Linked DNA regions of Homo sapiens: region 1 is linked to region 2. A link is an interaction called in ENCODE POLR2A ChIA-PET data of the cell type or tissue named here. Cell type or tissue: B cell. All regions are shown on one strand. Each heading gives the region's core, and the rest is flanking DNA. Links, peaks and the distances in the headings are about the cores only. Region 1 overlaps HVCN1 (hydrogen voltage gated channel 1). Region 2 has its middle 40 kb from the start of CCDC63.

Evidence for each region. Peaks named below come from ENCODE experiments on the same cell type or tissue, not always from the same donor. Only the 100,000 strongest peaks of a DNase experiment are listed, where the experiment ranks them.
Region 1: POLR2A ChIA-PET joins it to region 2 with 9 read pairs; 2 of 35 experiments call an interaction of 5 or more read pairs at or near these places.

The regions. Positions count from the first base shown.
Region 1 is chr12:110,668,580-110,677,314 of GRCh38, reverse strand. All of the region lies in intron 3 of HVCN1 (hydrogen voltage gated channel 1), which reads left to right. It overlaps LOC124903017 (a long non-coding RNA gene), which reads right to left. Exons shown (of 2, transcript XR_007063460.1): 2 at 4,392-7,194. Among named protein-coding and RNA genes, the nearest start is that of HVCN1, 16 kb to the left of the region's middle. RefSeq lists enhancers at 4,880-5,029, 7,004-7,143, 8,194-8,293. In B cell, for the core only: no CTCF peak of the experiment used is centred there; DNase peaks (open chromatin) are centred at 7,014 and 8,054; H3K4me3 peaks cover 3,432 bases; H3K27ac peaks cover 7,883 bases.
Region 2 is chr12:110,802,992-110,811,726 of GRCh38, reverse strand. No RefSeq gene overlaps it. Among named protein-coding and RNA genes, the nearest start is that of CCDC63, 40 kb to the left of the region's middle. RefSeq lists an enhancer at 2,033-2,534 and a cis regulatory region at 3,845-4,108. In B cell, for the core only: no CTCF peak of the experiment used is centred there; no DNase peak of the experiment used is centred there.

The sequences.
Region 1 (8,735 bases), core at 480-8,479, 130 kb after region 2:
TGGGGACAGAGGTGAGAGGGAAGGTGAGAAGATGGGCAGACAGAGGCTAGATAGAGCGTGCAAAACAGGAGTGGGCTTCTGGGAGGCATTGATGTCTTTTTTTTTTTTAACAGACAAGGTCTTGCTGTATCACCCAGGCTGGAGTGCAGTGACACGATCACAGCTTACTGCAGCCTCAACATTCTGGGCTCAAGCGATCCGCCTCTCTCAGTCTCCCAAGTAACTGGGACTAGAGGCGAGCACCACTACACCTGGTTAATTTTTAGATTTTTTTGTAGAGACGGAGTCTCACTCTGTTGCCCAGGCTGGTCTTGAACTCCTGAACTCAGTGATCCCCCTCAGCCTCCCAAAGTGCTGGGATTACAGGTGTGAGTGACTGCACCCAGCCAAAAGTTTTAAATAAGGGAGTGTGTCAGGGTTCCCGAGACCCTATGCCCAGTGTCAGTGACTCACTAGGAGGACCTGTGGGACTCGCATGCAGATGTGCTCCTGGCTCAGATTAATTGCCACAAAAGGATTGAAATTAAAATCAGTAAAGGGAAAAGGCACGTGGGGTGAAGTTCAGAAAAAACCTGGCACAAGCTTCCAGAGCCCTCTCCTGGGTTGGGGGCAGAGGTCCTTGGGGTCACACTTATTTCCTCCAGCAGGGAGTTGTGACAAGATGTGTGAAGTGTTTGCAAGCAGAGCAGTTCCTTAGAGACCCAATGCCCAGAGTTTTCATTGGAGCTGGGCACAGAGGTACCCTCTGCCTGGCACTTAGAAAAATTCCATACTCTCCAAATGAAAGTAGGAGTTCAGCATAAACCATGCTGTTTCCACAAGCAGTCTAGGCACAATGAGCTGCTCTTATCAGGGAATGGCGGGAATTTTCCAGAAGTCCAAATTCCCAGATGCCAGTGGAGGCCAGGCAGGCCTGTCTGAGGAAGGCAGCCTCGGGACCGCTGGGCTGGCCCTTTTCTGCACAGGGAGTGATGTAGTCATGCTTGGAGGGATGCTCTCCTGCAGCTGATGGAGAATGCAGCAGGGAAGGAGAGAGCAGAGAGGAGCTGCGACAGCCTCCAAGTGAGGCAGGGGGTTGGCCAGGGCAGTGGCAGAGGGTGGGGGAAGTAGGTGGCAGATCAGGGGTCATTTAGTTGCTGAAATGCACCAGGCTTAATGCTGGACAGGGCTATAGGGGAGGATGAGTGAAGCTAGGACTGGGGACAGCCGCTCTGGCCCTGCCTGGGTGGTGTTAAGACCCTGGACCAGGAAGCAGCACACCCAGCTGCAAGTCTGTGGACTGTCCACTGACAGGTGGTGGTTACCATGTTGCAGTCTTCAGTTTGCTCCTCTGCTAAGGGAGGTAAGACTGCATCTCAGAACCTTGATCCCATCTCTTATTTATTTATTTTATTATTATTATTATTGAGACAGAATCTTGTTCTGTTGTCCTGGCTGGAGTGCAATGGCATTATCTCGGCTCACTGCAACCTCTGCCTCCTAGGTTCAAGTGATTCTCATGCCTCAGCCTCCCAAGTAGCTGGGATTATAGGCATGCACCACCACCACCCCCAGCTAATTTTTGTATTTTTAGTAGAGATAGAGTTTCACCATGTTGGCCAGGCTGGTCTTGAACTCCTGGGCTCAAGCAATCCACCCACCTCAGCCTCTCAAAGTGCTGGGATTACAGGCATGAGCCACCACTCCCAGTCCCATCTCTAAAATGTCATTTTTGTTGCTGAAAAAAAAATCTACTTTTCTGCCATTTTTTTCTCTGTATTGGCAGAGAAAAGAACAAAGCTAGCGGACTTGAGTTCCTGTGCTGGCTTTATCACTTACTTATGATTTTATTTTATTTTTGGTTTTCTGTTTCTTTTGAGATGGAGTCTTGCCCTGTCACCCAGGTCGGAGTGCAGTGGCACGATCTTGGCTCACTGCAACCTCCGCCTCCCAGGTTCAAGCAATTCCCCTGCCTCAGCCTCCCAAGTAGTTGGGACTACAGGCATGCGCCACCACGCCTGGCTAATTTTTGTATTTTTAGTAGAGACGGGGTTTCCCCACGTTGGTGAGGCTGGTCTTGAACTCCTGACCTCAGGTGATCCACCAGCCTTGGCCTCCCAAAGCGCTGGGATTACAGGTATGAGCCACCGCACCCAGCTTTATGTTTGTTTTTTAACAACGCTACATGAACATATGTATAGCATAATAAATTAAAACAGCAAACAGGTATATATTAGGTTGAATCATATGAAATTATCAATTTCTTCTAGTTTTTATCTACAAAGATGGCACTTTTAAGTCCTCTTTTATATCAGAAAAGTTTTCTTGAATTATATCTTTGTTCTAGTCTATTAATCTCATTTTCTTATTCAGGGATTCCAGTTATGAATATATTGGTTCCTTCTCTTCCCACCTCCACTAAATACTTCATTCACCACTTAACTCCCTGCAGGCTGGATCTCAGTCCAAAAATGGCAATTTCTTAGGGATAAACCTTGTATTTGTTTTCATGCTGCTGATAAAGACATACCTGAGACAGGGAAGAAAAAGAGGTTTAATTGGACTTATAGTTCCATATGGCTGGCGAGGCCTCAGAATCATGGCAGGAGACGAAAAGCACTTACATGGTGGCAGCAAGAGGTGATGAGAGAGAAGCAAAAGCAGAAACCCCGATAAACCCATCAGATCTTGTGAGACTTATTTGCTATCATGAGAATAGCATGAGAAAGATTGGCCCCCATGATTCAATTACCTCCCCCTGGGTCCCTCCCACAACACATGGGAATTCTGGAAGATATAATTCAAGTTAAGATTTGGGTGGAGACACAGCCAAACTACATCATTCTGCCCCTGACCCCTCCAAATCTCATATCCTCACATTTTAAAACCAATCATGCCTTCCCAACAGTCCCCCAAAGTCTTACTTCATCATTAGCCCAAAAGTCCACAGTCCAAAGTCTCATCTGAGACAAACCAAGTCCCTTTTGCCTATGAGCCTGTAAAAATCAAAACAAGCTAGTTACTTCCCTACATGCAGGGGGGTTACAGGTATTGGGTAAATACAGCTGTTCCTAATGGGAGAAATTAACCAAAACAAAATAGTTACAGGGTCCCTGCAAGTCTGAAATCCAGTGGGGCAGTCAAATTCTAAGGCTTCAAAATGATCTCCTTTGACTCCATGTCTCACATCCAGGTCAGGCTGATGCAAGAGGTAGGTTCCCATAGTCTTGGGCAGCCCCGCCCCTGTGGCTTTGCAGGGTATAACCCACCTCCTGGCTGCTTTCATGAGCTGACATTAAGTGTCTGTGGCTTTTCCAGGTATATGGTGCAAGCTATTGGTGGATCTACCATTCTGGGGTCTGGAGGACTGTGGCCCTCTTCTCACAGCTCTACTAGGTGATACCCCAGAAGGGACTCAGTGTGGGTGCTCCCACCCCACATTTCCCTTCTGCACTGCCCTAGCAGAGGTTCTCCATGAGGGCCCCACCCCTGAAGCAAACTTTTGGCTGGGCATTCAGGCATTTCCAAACATCTGAAATCTAGGCAGAGGTTCCCAAACCTCAATTCTTGACTTCTGTGCACCTGCAGGCTCAACACCACGTGGAAGCTGCCAAAGCTTGGGGCTTCCACCCTCTGAAGCCACAGCCTGAGCTGTATGTTGGCCCCTTTCAGCCACAGCTGGAGCAGCTGGACACAGGGCACCAAGTCCCTAGGCCCATGAAACCACTTTTTCCTCCTGGGCCTCTGGGTCTGTGATGGGAGGGGCTGCTGTGAAGGTCTCTGACATGGCCTGGAGACATTTTCCCAAGGTCTTGGGGATTAACATTAGGCTCCTTGCTATTTATGGAAATTTCTGTAGCTGGCTTGAATTTCTCCCCAGAAAATGGGTTTTTCTTTTCTATCACATCATCAGGCTGCAAATTTTCCAAACTTTTATGCCTTACTTCCCTTATACAACTGAATGCCTTTAACAGCAGGCATTGAATGCTTTGCTGCTTAGAAATTTCTTCTGCCAGATACCCTAAATCATCTTTCTCAAGTTCAAAGCTCCACAAATCTCTATGGCAGGGGCAAAATGCTGCCAGCTCTTTGCTAAAACATGCCAAAAGTCACCTTTACTCCAGTTGCCAAAAAGTTCCTCATCTCCATCTGAGACCACCTCAGCCTGGACCTTATTGTCCAGATCACTATCAGCATTCTGGGCAAAGTCATTCAACAAGTTCTAGGAAGTTCCACGCTTTCCCACACTTCCCTGTCTTCTTCTGAGCCCTCCAAACTATTCCAGACTCTGCCTGATACCCAGTTCCAAAGTTGGTTCCACATTTTCAGGTATCTTTTCAGCAATGTCCCACTCTACTGGTACCAATTTACTGTATTAGTTTTCACACTGCTGATAAAGACGCACCTGAGACTGGGAAGAAAAAGAGGTTTAATTGGACTTACAATTCCACATGGCTGGGGAGGCCTCAGAATTATGGCAGGAGGCGAAAGGCACTTCTTATGTGGCGGCAGCAAGAGAAAATTAGAAGCAAAAGCAGAAACCCCTGATAAACCCATCAGATCTTGTGAGACTTGTTCACTATCATGAGAATCACATGGGAAAGATTGGCCCCCATGTTTCAGTTACCTCCCCCGGGTGCCTCCAGCAACACATGAGAATTCTGGGAGGTAATTCAAGTTGAGATTTGGGTGGGGACACAGCCAAACCAAATCATATCTAATAGGTTTGGTATCAGCCAAACCTATTAGAAAAAAAAATGCAAAGTTTCACTCACCAACCCAGTCCCTCTCTCCTCCTGGGAGTTGGGGTTGATTTTGTCAGTTTTCCCATAATCGTAGATTGAGGACCCCTTTCCCTGTGGGTGTGTGAGGTCTACAGGCCTGCCACACAGTGGTGTGGTGCTCTGTGGTGTGGGTCTTCCATGGTGTCCTGGGCAACAGACTTTGAGGTGGTTTCCGGTTTAGGGCTCTTGAAGCAGGACTGGAGCAAGCACCTGTGTGCACGTGGGAGTCTCTTGTAAAGTCAAGCAATAAGGACATTTTAAATGTTGATAGAAACCAAGGTAGCCATGGTGGCACACACCTGTAGTCCTAGCTACTTGGGAGGCTGAGGCGGGAGGATTGCTTGAGCCCAGGAGTTTGCGGCTGCACTCCAGCCTGAACAACAAAATGAGATCCCATCTCAATAAAAAGGAAATAAAATTTTGATATAAATTGGTTTAGGGCCAATCCCCTCCTTTGTCCCCAAGCCTGGCACATCAGAGAGACTCAAATATTTTTTCAAAAGATGAAAGGAACTGCCCTGTTACCCTCCTAGGAAGAATACACCCATTTACATGCCCAACAGCTGGCATACAGGAGTGCCCACTTCCCTCTGCCTCTGTCACCCTGCCAAAATGTGCGGCACGGTGTGACTTCAGGCAAGTGGTCTCGCCTCCCCAGGCCTCAGTTTGCCCTTGTGCAAAATGGAGAGACTTCACCTACCCTTCCTGCCTACTTCTTAGGAGCATTAAAAGTATCAAGCGACAGCAGGTGATGTGACCGGTGGGCTCTGAGCAAAAGGAGCCGCTGTCGCTGTTGTTGGCTGCAGAATCGGGCTTTCTCCAAGTGGTTTTGGGCCCTGAAGAAGTCGGCTTTCTCCTTGGAGTCCAGGACAAATGTGTGGCCCGGAAAGATAAAGGGAAAGACAGTACCTGGCCTACAGACCATCCTGGCTAACTCAGGCACACACCCTCTGTCCTGGTTGCCTGTGGCTGCTGTGACAAACTACTACAAACTGGGGGGCTTCAACAACAGGAACTCATTCTCACCAGTTCCAGAAACCAGAAGCCCAAAATCAAGGTGTTGGCAGGACTGGCTCCTGGACGCTTTGGGATGGGGAGATGTGTCCCAGGCCTCTTCCATCCCAGCCTCTGGTGTTGTCTGCAGTCTTTGGCTTGTGGACGTATCATTCTGACCTCTGTGACCTTCACGTGACCTTACCCTCTGTGTGTCCTTTTCTCTTTTTTTGTTTTTGAGACCGAGTCTCATTCAGTCTCCCAGGCTGGAGTGCAATGGCATGATCTCGGCTCACTGCAGCCTCTCGAGTTCAAGCGATTCTCCTGCTTCAGCCTCCGGAGTAGCTAGGATTACAGGCACCCACCACCACGCCCGGCTAATTTTTGTATTTTTAGTAGAGACAGGTTTTCAATGTGTTGGGCAGGCTGGTCTTGAACTCCTGACCTCAGGCGATCTGTCCACCCTGGCCTCTCAAAGTGCTGGGATTACAGGCATGAGCCACTGCACCTGGTCAATTTTTATATTTTTAGTAGAGACGGGGTTTTGCCATGTTGGCCATGCTAGTCTTGAACTCTTGACCTCAAGTGATCCACCCACCTCAGCCTCCCAAAGTGCTGGGATTACAGGCGTGAGCTACCGCGCCTGGCCCCTTTTCTCTTTTTGTAAGGACACCAATCACCAGATTTAGGGCCCACCCTAAATCCAGTATGATTTCATCTTATCATCTTTAGTTACATCTGCAAAGACCTACATTCCAAATAAGGTCACATTCTAAGGGTCCAGGGGGACAGGAATTGTTAGGGGGGTGTGCACAATTCCACCTACTCCACCCTCTGAGCAGGTGGCTCTCCGGTCACTGGCTGCCTGGCTTTCTGTCAGCTGTGTTTTCTAGAACATAGTCTCCAAGTCATGGAGCCCAGGGGCAGATCCTGCTTTTCCAGTTCCCCACAGTGTGTGACCTTGGACAAGGCCCCCCCTCACCAGGACCCTAAAGGATGGCCTCAACCTCAGGGTTGTTAGGAATTGAAATGAAATAGTGCATGGAAGGAAGTTAGCAGCATGCTGAGATGATATGAGGTGTGATAAAATAAGCAACCATAGTAATACACGTTGCTGCCATTGTGTCTTAGAGTTTTGGGGTGAGGGTGGTTAATATGCAAATCAAGTCCCCCAAAATAGCTCTGGGAGGGAACAGGGAAATGCAAACTGAAGGGACATCAGGCCATGGGAGTTGGGAGTTGGCTGACTTTCTTAAAAAGTACCTTTTTCTCCGATTGTCAGATAACAATGAACTAGGGACTTTCCCCCTCCCACAGATGGCGGCTTCTGAGCCTGTAAAAATAGGCATCCACAAAATGCTTTTCTCTCCTTCGCTTCTAGGTCTGTCTTTTTCACTTTCCCCTTCTCTCCCAGATGGTAGTTTTTCTGGTCTAATACCTGTAAAAGAGGTCAGCAATATGTTTACCTTGAAGGAGTAGTGCCTAAGATTTTGTTAATCCATTCATTTATTAACCATTTCTTTTTTCTTTTTTTTGAGATGGAGTCTCGCTCTGTCACCCAGGCTGGAGTGCAGGGGCGCAATCTTGGCTCACTGCAGCCTCAGCCTCCCAGGTAGCTGGGATTACAGGCATGTGCCACCATGCCTGGCTAATTTTTGTATTTTTAGTAGAGATGGGGTTTCACCCTGTTGGTCAGGCTGGTCTCGAGCTCCTGACATCAGGTGATCTGCCCGTCTCGGCCTCCCAAAGTGCTAGGATTACAGGCTTGAGCCACCGCGCCCGGCCTCTTAACCACTTCTTGAGCCTCTCCCTGTGACTGAGGAAGAGTCTCTGCCCTCCCAGCGTTCACAGCCCAATGTGGTGGGGACAGTGTCTCAGTGGTTGTTAAGACAGTGTGACGTACACCCCAACTGGGGTGAGGGAGAATTAAAGAAGGCCTCCCAGGGAAGGTAAAATCTAGGTGTAAGACCTGGAAGATAGATGGGATGGGGACAGGCCATGCGGAGTCCTGGAAGCAAGAGAGCGTGGTCCGCTCTAGAACTGCAAGTTCCATGTGGCTGGAGGCTGGCAGAGGCAGGGTGCTAGGAAGGAATAAGGCTGGCAGGGAGACCAGGGCCTGGGGAAGCCAAGAGAGCTGGGACTCGATCCTGAAGGCAGTTGTGGGCATGGAGGTCGCTGCACAGCAGGGACACAGTCAGGTTGGCATTGGAGAAGGAGGACCCTGGCTGCAGGCAGGTGGAGGGAGGGTCAGGGCAGGTTCTGGTGAGGGAGAGGGGACGATGGAGTGCCAGCCAGGTTCAGGAAGTGAAACCGATGGGGTGTGAGGGAGAAGGAGGAGCCAAGGACGATTTTCTGTTCTTGGCCTGGGCAGCCAGGTAAGTGACAGCGTGCCCTAGGGGATGTGGAAGGAGGAGTGGACTGGGAGAGAAAGGTAAGAAATCAGGTCAGTTGGGTCACAGCAAACCAATGACCCAGCAGGATCTTGAACATCAGACTGGAGTCTTTGATTTGAACGTGAACGGCACCGAGAACACAGCTGTGCTAAGGCCCCCAAAGAGAGAGTCACCGGCCCAAGGACAGGGTCAAGGCTGAGGTCTCCAGGACTCCTGGTATGGGGCAGGGACATGGTACAGGAAGCTGAGGAGGGTGGCCAGAGATAGCAGGAGAAGCAGGGGGCGAGATTGCCAAGCACAGCAGATTCAACAGCGTCAAAGAGTGTGGGACCGTCAGGCAGGTTGGAGCCACGGTCACAGGTTTTGATATGGAAAGGTGACCGCAGAGGAGCATCAGGGTACAGTGGGGACAGCAAGGATTCTTGCATGGGAGATGGAGCTGTGGGGGTGTCCCGCATCAGCAACTCCACCTGTAGACTTTTGGGGTTATAAGTGACAGAAACACAGCTCAGTGTCACTTAAGCCACAAAGCGGCTGTATCAGCTCATGTAACTTAACAGCCTGAGGGATGCAGAGGCAGGCAGTG
Region 2 (8,735 bases), core at 457-8,456:
CCTTAGTCATTTTCATCTGGGGACATCAGCAGCAGCTGCCATTTCTTAATGCATGGGAGGCACCAACAGCTCTGCCTGGCATTGGTGTTCAAATATGCCAGGGGGCTGCCTCATGAATGCAGGGCTGCTTCTCACAAACAGAGCCTTGGAAAAAGTGACTATACCCCACAAGGCAATTAGGAGAAAAACAACTCAGGTAGAAGCACAGCCCAGCCCAGCCAGGGGCTTGCAAACCACTCTGACCAGGACCCACAATAAGGAAGACATTTGCATCACAATCTAGTGACACACACACACACACACACACACAAACACACACACACACAAACACACACACACACTGTGATGGGCATGAAATGCTCCATTTCCTTTGGTTTTTTTTGTTTTTTTTGTTTTTTTGAGACAGAGTCTTGCTCTGTCACCCAGGCTGGAATGCAGTACATGACCTCAGCTCACTGCAACCTCCGCCTCCCAAGTTCAAGCAATCCTCCTGCCTCAGCCTCCTGAGTAGCTGGGATTACAGGCACGCACAGCCACACCCAGCTAATTTTTGTATTTTTAGTAGAGATGGGGTTTCACCAAGTTGGCCAGACTGGTCTCGAACTCCTGACCTCAAGTAATCCACCCGTCTCAGCCTCCCAAAGTGCTGGGATTACAGGAGTGGGCCACTGTGCCCGGCCTAGTCATCTTTTTGTTTTTGCTAATGAAACCTTAGGTATTGGATGGGCAGAGATTCATTAGACATAAACAATGACCCACTTCTAGCCAAGGAGACATAAGGAGAAGGCTGTTCCTGGGGCTTCTGCAGAATTTTTTTTTTTTCTGAATTTAACTGCAGAATTTTTTTTTTTCTGAATAAAATAAATGTGTGAGGAGCTGCTCTCCACACCTGCTTCCTTTAGAGGTGGTTGTATGAGGATGTGATACCTGGCAGTGGCAGCGACAGCCATTCTGTGACTATGAGGAGACATGGCCAACATGTCAAGGGTATCAGAGAGGAAATACATGGAAAGAACCCAGGTCATTGATGAAGCTGTTGAGATGAACTAACTTTGAAATCACCTATTACCAAATCTATTATGCAAAAAAGGAACCCCTAGTATTTAATCCATGTTTAGCCAGGCGCTCTTTTACTTGCAGCCAAAGACAGCCCAAAGGACATGCTAACCATCCTCCATGCTTCACGGGCATAGCCCAGGCAGGTGTTTTCAAAGCCATGGCTGACTGAAATCAATGTAGTGGGTCATGACCAACATGAAAATAAATAAAATAGTATAGATAATATGAGAATGCATGACACATAGAAAAGATAAATATTGTTTCTCAAAACTCCTGTTTGACTTATGTGTATCCCACATTAGGATCCCCAGGAAGCAGACTCTAAGATAGAATTTAGTGTTTAGGGGATATTTGAAGAAGCCCCCTTGAGATCACCTCCTGGGGAAGGAGCAGAGAGGAAGCAGGAGTGGGTAGGGAGAGAAGTTGACCTGAAATGCAGGTGCAACACCATATTTACCAACCCCACCAGGAAACAGGAAGTTAAGATGGCTGTTCAGAATTGTCTAGATTGGGCCAAGATGGCCAGACCTTTGTATATCCCCTAATCAAAATTACTAGACGTGGGACATCCCAGGAAATTTATGTGACCTTGGGCAAGGTGGCCTTCTGCAGGTGAGGCAGGGGCTCAGCCCAAGGACCTGACACCTGGATGCTCTCTGAGGACACCACTTTCAGCAGCTGGAACAGGGCTCTCCTTAAAAGGAAATGGAGCAGCTGGGCACAGTGCCTCATGCCAGTAATCCCAGCACTTTGGGAGGCCAAGGCGGGTAGATCACTTGAGCTCAGGAATTCTAGACCAGCCTGGCCAACATGGTGAAAACTCCTCTCTACTAAAAATACAAAAATTAGCTTTGCATGGTGGCACACACCTGTAATCCCAGCTACTTGGGAGGCTGAGGCAGGAGAATTGCTTGAACTGGGGAGGTGGAGGTTGCAGCGAGCTGAGATCATGCCACTGCGCTCCAGTCTGGGTGACAGAGTGAGACTACACCTCAAAAAAAAAAAAGTGAATGAATGTTGCTAAGGTCTGCCACAGTCCATGTTAGATATCCCTTTCAGCCCTCATTTCCTTATGGGCTTCCATGTCAAAGACCCCGAGGCGGGAGCAGAGGCATTGATCTGGAGCAGATTCATAGCAATTGTACCACCACCAAGGCTTCCTAGATCTGTGACAGACACCACCAGTCAATTACAGCAAGTTTCCCACTGAGCAAGAATGTGGTTTCACAATGTATCTCAACAAAGTATTCCATGTACCCATTACCAACCCATTAGAATTACAACCTGAGATAAAATCTGGTTCCTGCCCTGACCTCTATACCAGAGGATAATAAAGGAAGCTGATAGAAGGTTATTGCTGGTTATTGCTCTGCATTTTCAAAACACTCTCTGACTCATGCCATCCACCCCTCCCTCCCCACATTGGATGTGTCCTCCTTCTCTCTGCCTATCTAAATCCCACCCATCTTTCAAAGAGGCTCAACTCGGAGCAGAGATCCTGTCTTAAAAGACCCTGTCTTAAAAATAAATACATAAAATTCATTTTAAAAAAGAGGCTCAACTCAAACCTGACTCCTCCAGGAAGTCTCCCCTGGGTGTCCCAACCTTGTCTAAAATTATTCACTGAACCCACTGACCAAACCTGACATCACTCCAAGTGGGATAACCAAACATTGAGAGCTTCCTAATGTGATGCGAACAAGAATCTCTATAAAGTGTTCTTGCCCCATGTGACTCTAATCCAGCCTGTAGATTAACTACCCATTTACAAGGAATATGGAGGCTAACAGTAAATAACACCTGGAATGTAATTAGCAAAAATCTAGAATGTCGGAAACGGAAGGACAAGGCTCCAGGGTCTTCAGCAAGTAAATGACATTTTAAAAAACAGGAAGAAATTTGTAGATTTGTATCAGTTATCTATTGTCCACAATAATACTATATAATAAATTACACTAGAATTTAGTGATTTATTTATTTTTTATTTATTTTGAGACTGAGTCTCGCTCTTGTTGCCCAGGCTGGAGTGCAATGACACAATCTCGGCTCACCTCAACCTCCGCCTCCAGGGTTCAAGCGATTCTCCTGCCTCAGCCTCCCGAGTAGCTGGGATTAGAGGCATGTGCCACCATGCCTGGCTAATTTTATTTTTAGTAGAGACAGGGTTTCTCCATGTTGGTCAGGCTGGTCTGGAACTCCCTACCTCAGGCGATCTGCCCACCTTGGCCTCCCAAAGTGCTGGGATTACAGGTGTGAGCCACTGCGCCTGGCCTATTTTTTTATTTTTATTTATTTATTTATTTATTTTTTTGAGACAGGTTCTCACTCTGTGGCCCAGGCTGGAGTGCAATGGTGAGATCTCGACTCATGGCAACCTCCAGTCCCAGGCTCAGGTGACCCTCCCATCTCAGCCTCCTGAGTAGTGGAGACCACAGGCGCACACCACCATACCCAGCTAATTTTTCTATTTTTAGTAGACACAGGGTTTCTTCCTGTTGCCCAGGCTGGTCTGAACTCCTGGGCTCAAGTGATCCAACCACCTGGACCTCCCAAAGTGCTGGGATTACAGGCGTGAGCCACTGCGCCTGGCCAAATTTAGTGATTTTAAAATAACAATTATTATTACACAAGAAGCTGTGGCTCTTTTGGTCTGGGCCAGGTTCAGCTGAGCTGGGCTGGGCTGATCTCATGTTCTGTGGTCAGCTGGCGGGTCAGAAGATGGGCTGGCCTAGAACAGCCTCACCTGGCACAGCTCTTCTGCCCACAGTCTCTTGTCCCACAGCAGGCTGCCTGGGCTTGCTCTCCTTGCTGAGGCAGGGGTCCAAGAAGCATGTAGAATCACGTAGAGGCATCAAGGCTGGGACCGAGACGGCACTCACTTTTACTTCTGCTGCATTCTATTGGCCCAAGCAAGTCACCTGACCAAGCCCAGATTCAAAGGTTGAAAATAGACTCCTCCTCAACAAGAGAAGCCGCCTTCACCTTGCGAAGGACGTGAATACAGAAAGAGACCATTTTTTGGCAATTAATCCCCCACAGGGTAGAAAGAGACTAAGTATATATCAATCAATGCAATGTGTGCCCTTGCTCAGATCCTGACTTCAACAGACCAACTGCAAAACCTCATTTTTGTAGTCATTAGGGCAAATTGAACATAGAATATTAGATGGTAACAAGGAAGTGTGGTTTTTTAATTTTATTTATTTATTTTTTTGACGGAGTTTCGCTCTTGTTGCCTAGGCTGGAGTGCAATGGTGCGATCTTGGCTCACTGCAACCTCCACCTCCCAGGTTCAAGCGATTCTCCTGCCTCAGCCTCCCGAGTAGCTGGGATTACAGGCATGTGCCACCATGCCTGGCTAATTTTGTATTTTTAGTAGAGACGGTGTTTCTCCATGTTGGTCAGGCTGGTCTTGAACTCTCGACCTCAGGTGATCCACCCGCTCTCAGCCTCCCAAAGTGCTGGGATTACAGGCGTGAGCCACAGCGCCCGGCTTAGGAAGTGTTAATTCTTTAAGTATGATAATGGTATTGTGAATATTTTCTAATGCGTTTATTGTTAGAAATACATATTGCATTCCGGGTGCGGTGGCTCACGCCTATAATCCCAACACTTTGGGAGGCCGAGGCGGGCAGATCATGAGGTCAAGAGATCGAGACCATCCTGGCCAACATGGCAAAACCCCGTCTCTACTAAAAATACAAAAATTAGGTGGGTGTGGTGGTGCGCACCTGTAGTCCCAGCTACTTGGGAGGCTGAGGCAGGAGAATCACTTGAACCCAGGAGGTGGAGGTTGCAGTGAGCCAAGGTCACACCACTGCGCTCCAGCCTGGTGACAAAGTGAGACTCTGTCTCAAAAAAAAAAAAAAAAGAAATATGTATTACAGTGTTATGATGTCTGGAATTTATTTAAAGATATTCCAGGCTGGGCATGGTAGCTCATGCCTATAATCCTAGCACTTTGGGAGGCCGAAGCTGGAGGATCGCTAGAGGCCAGGAGTTTGAGACCAGCCTGGGCAATATAGCAAGACCCTGTCTCTACAAAAAATTTAAAAAATTAGCCAAGCACAGTGGCACGTGCCTGTGGTCCCAGCTACTCTGGAGGCTGAGGTGGGAGGATGGCTTGAGCCCAGAAGCTCAATGCTTCAGTGAGCCCTGATCATGCCACTGCACTCCAGCGACGGAGTGAGACCCTGTCTCAAAAAAAAAAAAAAAAAAAAAAGATATTCCAACAAGACCATCAAGAAAAGGAAGTAGGGTATGTGTAAGGGGTAGGAGATGTAGTAAGAATGGCAGAGGGTTGGTAGTTGTTAAAGCTGCGTAATGCATACCCAGGGGTTTATGGTACTATCTTCATGATGTTTATATGTGTGTGTCTGAAATTTTCCATTACAGGCCAGGAACGGTGCTCATACCTGTAATCCCAGCACTTTGGGAGGCCGAGGCGGGTGGACCACCCGAGGTCAGGAGTTTGAGACAAGCCCGGCCCACATGGCGAAACACCGACTCTACTAAAAATACAAAAATTAGCTGGGTGTGGTGGCACATGCCTGTAATCTCAGCTACTCAGGAGGCTGAGACAGGAGAATCGCTTGAACCTGGGAGGCAGAAGTTGCAATGAGCCAAGATCACCACTGCACTCCAGCCTGGGTAATGGAGTGAGACCCTGTCTCAAAAAAAAAAAAAAGAAAGAAAGAAAGAAAGAAAGAAATTTCCCATGGTAAGGAATGTTTAAAAATTATTCATCGGTTTTATTTCCCTCATGTAGTTTCATAAAGTATGGTGTGATTATCATATAATCATGATAATATGGTGTTTCAAGAATATTGCAGAAAAAGTCTAGTTTGGTTCCACCCTGTCTTTAACATCTGTCAAGCACTTGTTAATCTCCCGTTATAACAAAGTGAGAGCAGGCTCAGGCTTCGGAGCTCTTGTCCTGAACAAGATATGGAAAGAATATCACATCATTGTTTGATTTTCATACCACTTCTTTGTTATCATTACCTTCTCTCTACTATGAGTGATACTGCTTTTGCATTTATAAATAGTAATAAAAAGTTCTTTTCAAATAAATTAAAGCTATAAAAAGTAAACTGGCCAGGCATGGTAGCTCACGCCTGTAATCCCAGCACTTTGGGAGGCCGAGGCAGGTGGATCACCTGACACCGGGAGTTCGAGACCAGCCTAGTCAACATGGTGAAACCCCGTCTCCACTAAAAATACAAAAATTAGCCAGGCGTGGTGGCACCTGTAATCCCAACTACTCAGGAGGCTGAGGCAAGAGAATCGCTTGAACCCAAGAGGCAGAGGTTGCAGTGAGCCGAGATCATGCTACTACACTCCAGCCTGGGTGACAAAGCTAGACTCCATCTTAAAAAAAAAAAAAAAAAAAAAAAAATGAGGCTGGGTGCGGTGGCTCACGCCTGTAATCCCAGCACTTTGGGAGGCCGAGGCGGGCAGATCACGAGGTCAGGAGATCGAGACCATCCTGGCTAACACGGTGAAACCCCATCTCTACTAAAAATACAAAAAATTAGCCGGGCGTGGTGGTGGGCACCTGTAGTCCCAGCTACTCAGGAGGCTGAGGCAGGAGAATGGTGTGAACCCAGGAGGCGGAGCTTGCAGTGAGCCGAGATAGCACCACTGCACTCCAGCCTGGGTGGCAGAGCAAGACTTCGCCTCAAAAAAAAAAAAAAAAAAAAAAAAGAGTAAACTTATTTTTAAAATGTGATTAAATCAGTAATGGTACAGATGTTGGCTACCCACTCTAGCAAATAATTCCAAATCCCACTGGCTTTACATAATAAAGTTATGCTTCTCAAGTCACAGCCCAGTGCAAGGCAGTCAGAGTCTCGATTCCACAGAGTCATTCAGGAACTCAGGCTCCTTCCAGCTAGTGGCTCTGAAACCCCCCACACCTTGGGGTCCACCATGGAACCTTCTGCGTTCAGCTGGCCAACTAGAGAACTGAGAGAGAGGCTGTGGTGTCGTGTGGAAGGATTTGGGAGACCAGGCCTAGACATGAACACTTCACTTTAGCCCACATTCCATTGGCTAGAACTTCATCACATAGTTCCACTTAGCTGCAAGGGAGGCTGGAACTAAAGCACGAGCCCAGGAAGAAGATAAGAATGGTGAACATTTAGCATTACCTCTGCCACTGCAGTCCTCAAATGACAAAAAGTTGAGAAAAACAAGTCTATAAGATGAAGCCCCAATTCCTCAGTGTGGCACACAAAGGTCTATCACTCAGGGTTCAATCAGAGATCCACTGTGAGCATCAGAGAAGGGATTTATTACAGGGTTAGACCTTACACAATTGTGAGAGCTGGTAGAGGACTCTATTCACTAATGTTGTCTCTGGGTCACTTATATCAGCTGTCAAGGAGGAGGCTGGACATGAATGAGAGCTAGGAAAAATTGGAACCTTGAGGATGAACTGGGAACCACAAGGACAACTGAGAGCACCAACTGGAAGCTGTGTCCACAGTGTCTGGGGCTCTGCATTGACCTTCTTAGCATTAAAAATATGGCTCAGTTTCACTCCCACCTTCCAAATCTCATACAAATTTCTCCTGTGGCTAATGCCAACCCAGAACCATATGGAGATGGTAATTCTGGAAAAGTGGTTCTAGCCTAGCTGAACACAGAACAAGCCATTCATGGGCCTGTGCAGCATTCTAGCCTCACCCCCCCAGCACTCCCCAGCTCACATCTTCCACTCCAGCCATGCCAACGACTTGCATTTTCTCGACTACACCAGATGTTTCCTCTCTTGTCCATGCTGCTGTTCCCTCTGTCTGGAATGTTCTTTCCTGCCACCATCTTATGCCTCACTCTTTCTCAGCCTTCAAGATCTGTTCAAATGCCACCTCCCCTAGGAAGCCTTCCCTAATGTCTCCGCCAGGAATGGGAGAGTGGCGGGGCCATAAATGCAGTAGAAGGTTGTGCAACTTGCAATCCTTCTGCATAACCTTTCAAATCTTCCACAAAATCACTACATGTACTAAATGCTGAGTGTGACTGGGTTTCTTCTCAAAAATAGTGAGGGGGTGGGGCTTTTAACCTGGCTTTGACTCAGGGTGGGAGCAAGATAGCTCACACAGTCACAAGAGCCCTGAGACCAGGAGGAGTATGAGGAAGAGAAGAGCAAGAGGATATAAGATACAGGAACAGGCAGAAATTGACGGGAGGCTTTAAGCTGTCTCCAACTTGGAATTTGGGTCTATGCCATGTTTAAGTAGATCTCAGAGGAGAAGGAGCACCATGTTACACAGGTGTGGTAGATAGGATTATCTTTCTTAATTCTTCACTCCCTTCTGTCACATGACCTTGAAATGCATGAGAGTGAGGAAAGTCTATTTCCCTTTCCTGTTGATGTCAGGCTTGGCAATAGCTATAGATAGTGGCATAGATTTTTTGCCAGTGGAATGTGTGCAGAGGTGATGTGCTAGCTCCAAGCCAAGGTGTTAAGAAACATTACATGTGTCTGCTCATCCCCTTGCACTTCTGCTAGCCACCTTGAACATGCCTGAGTAGTTGCTGACCCAAGAGGATTAAAAAAAAAAATGTAGAAGAAATACATGGAACATACCAGAACACAACTGCAGCCAGGAGCCAAGCCCAAGTGATTCCAGCAGACCTACAGTTAATTCGTACACTCACAAGCAAGAAAA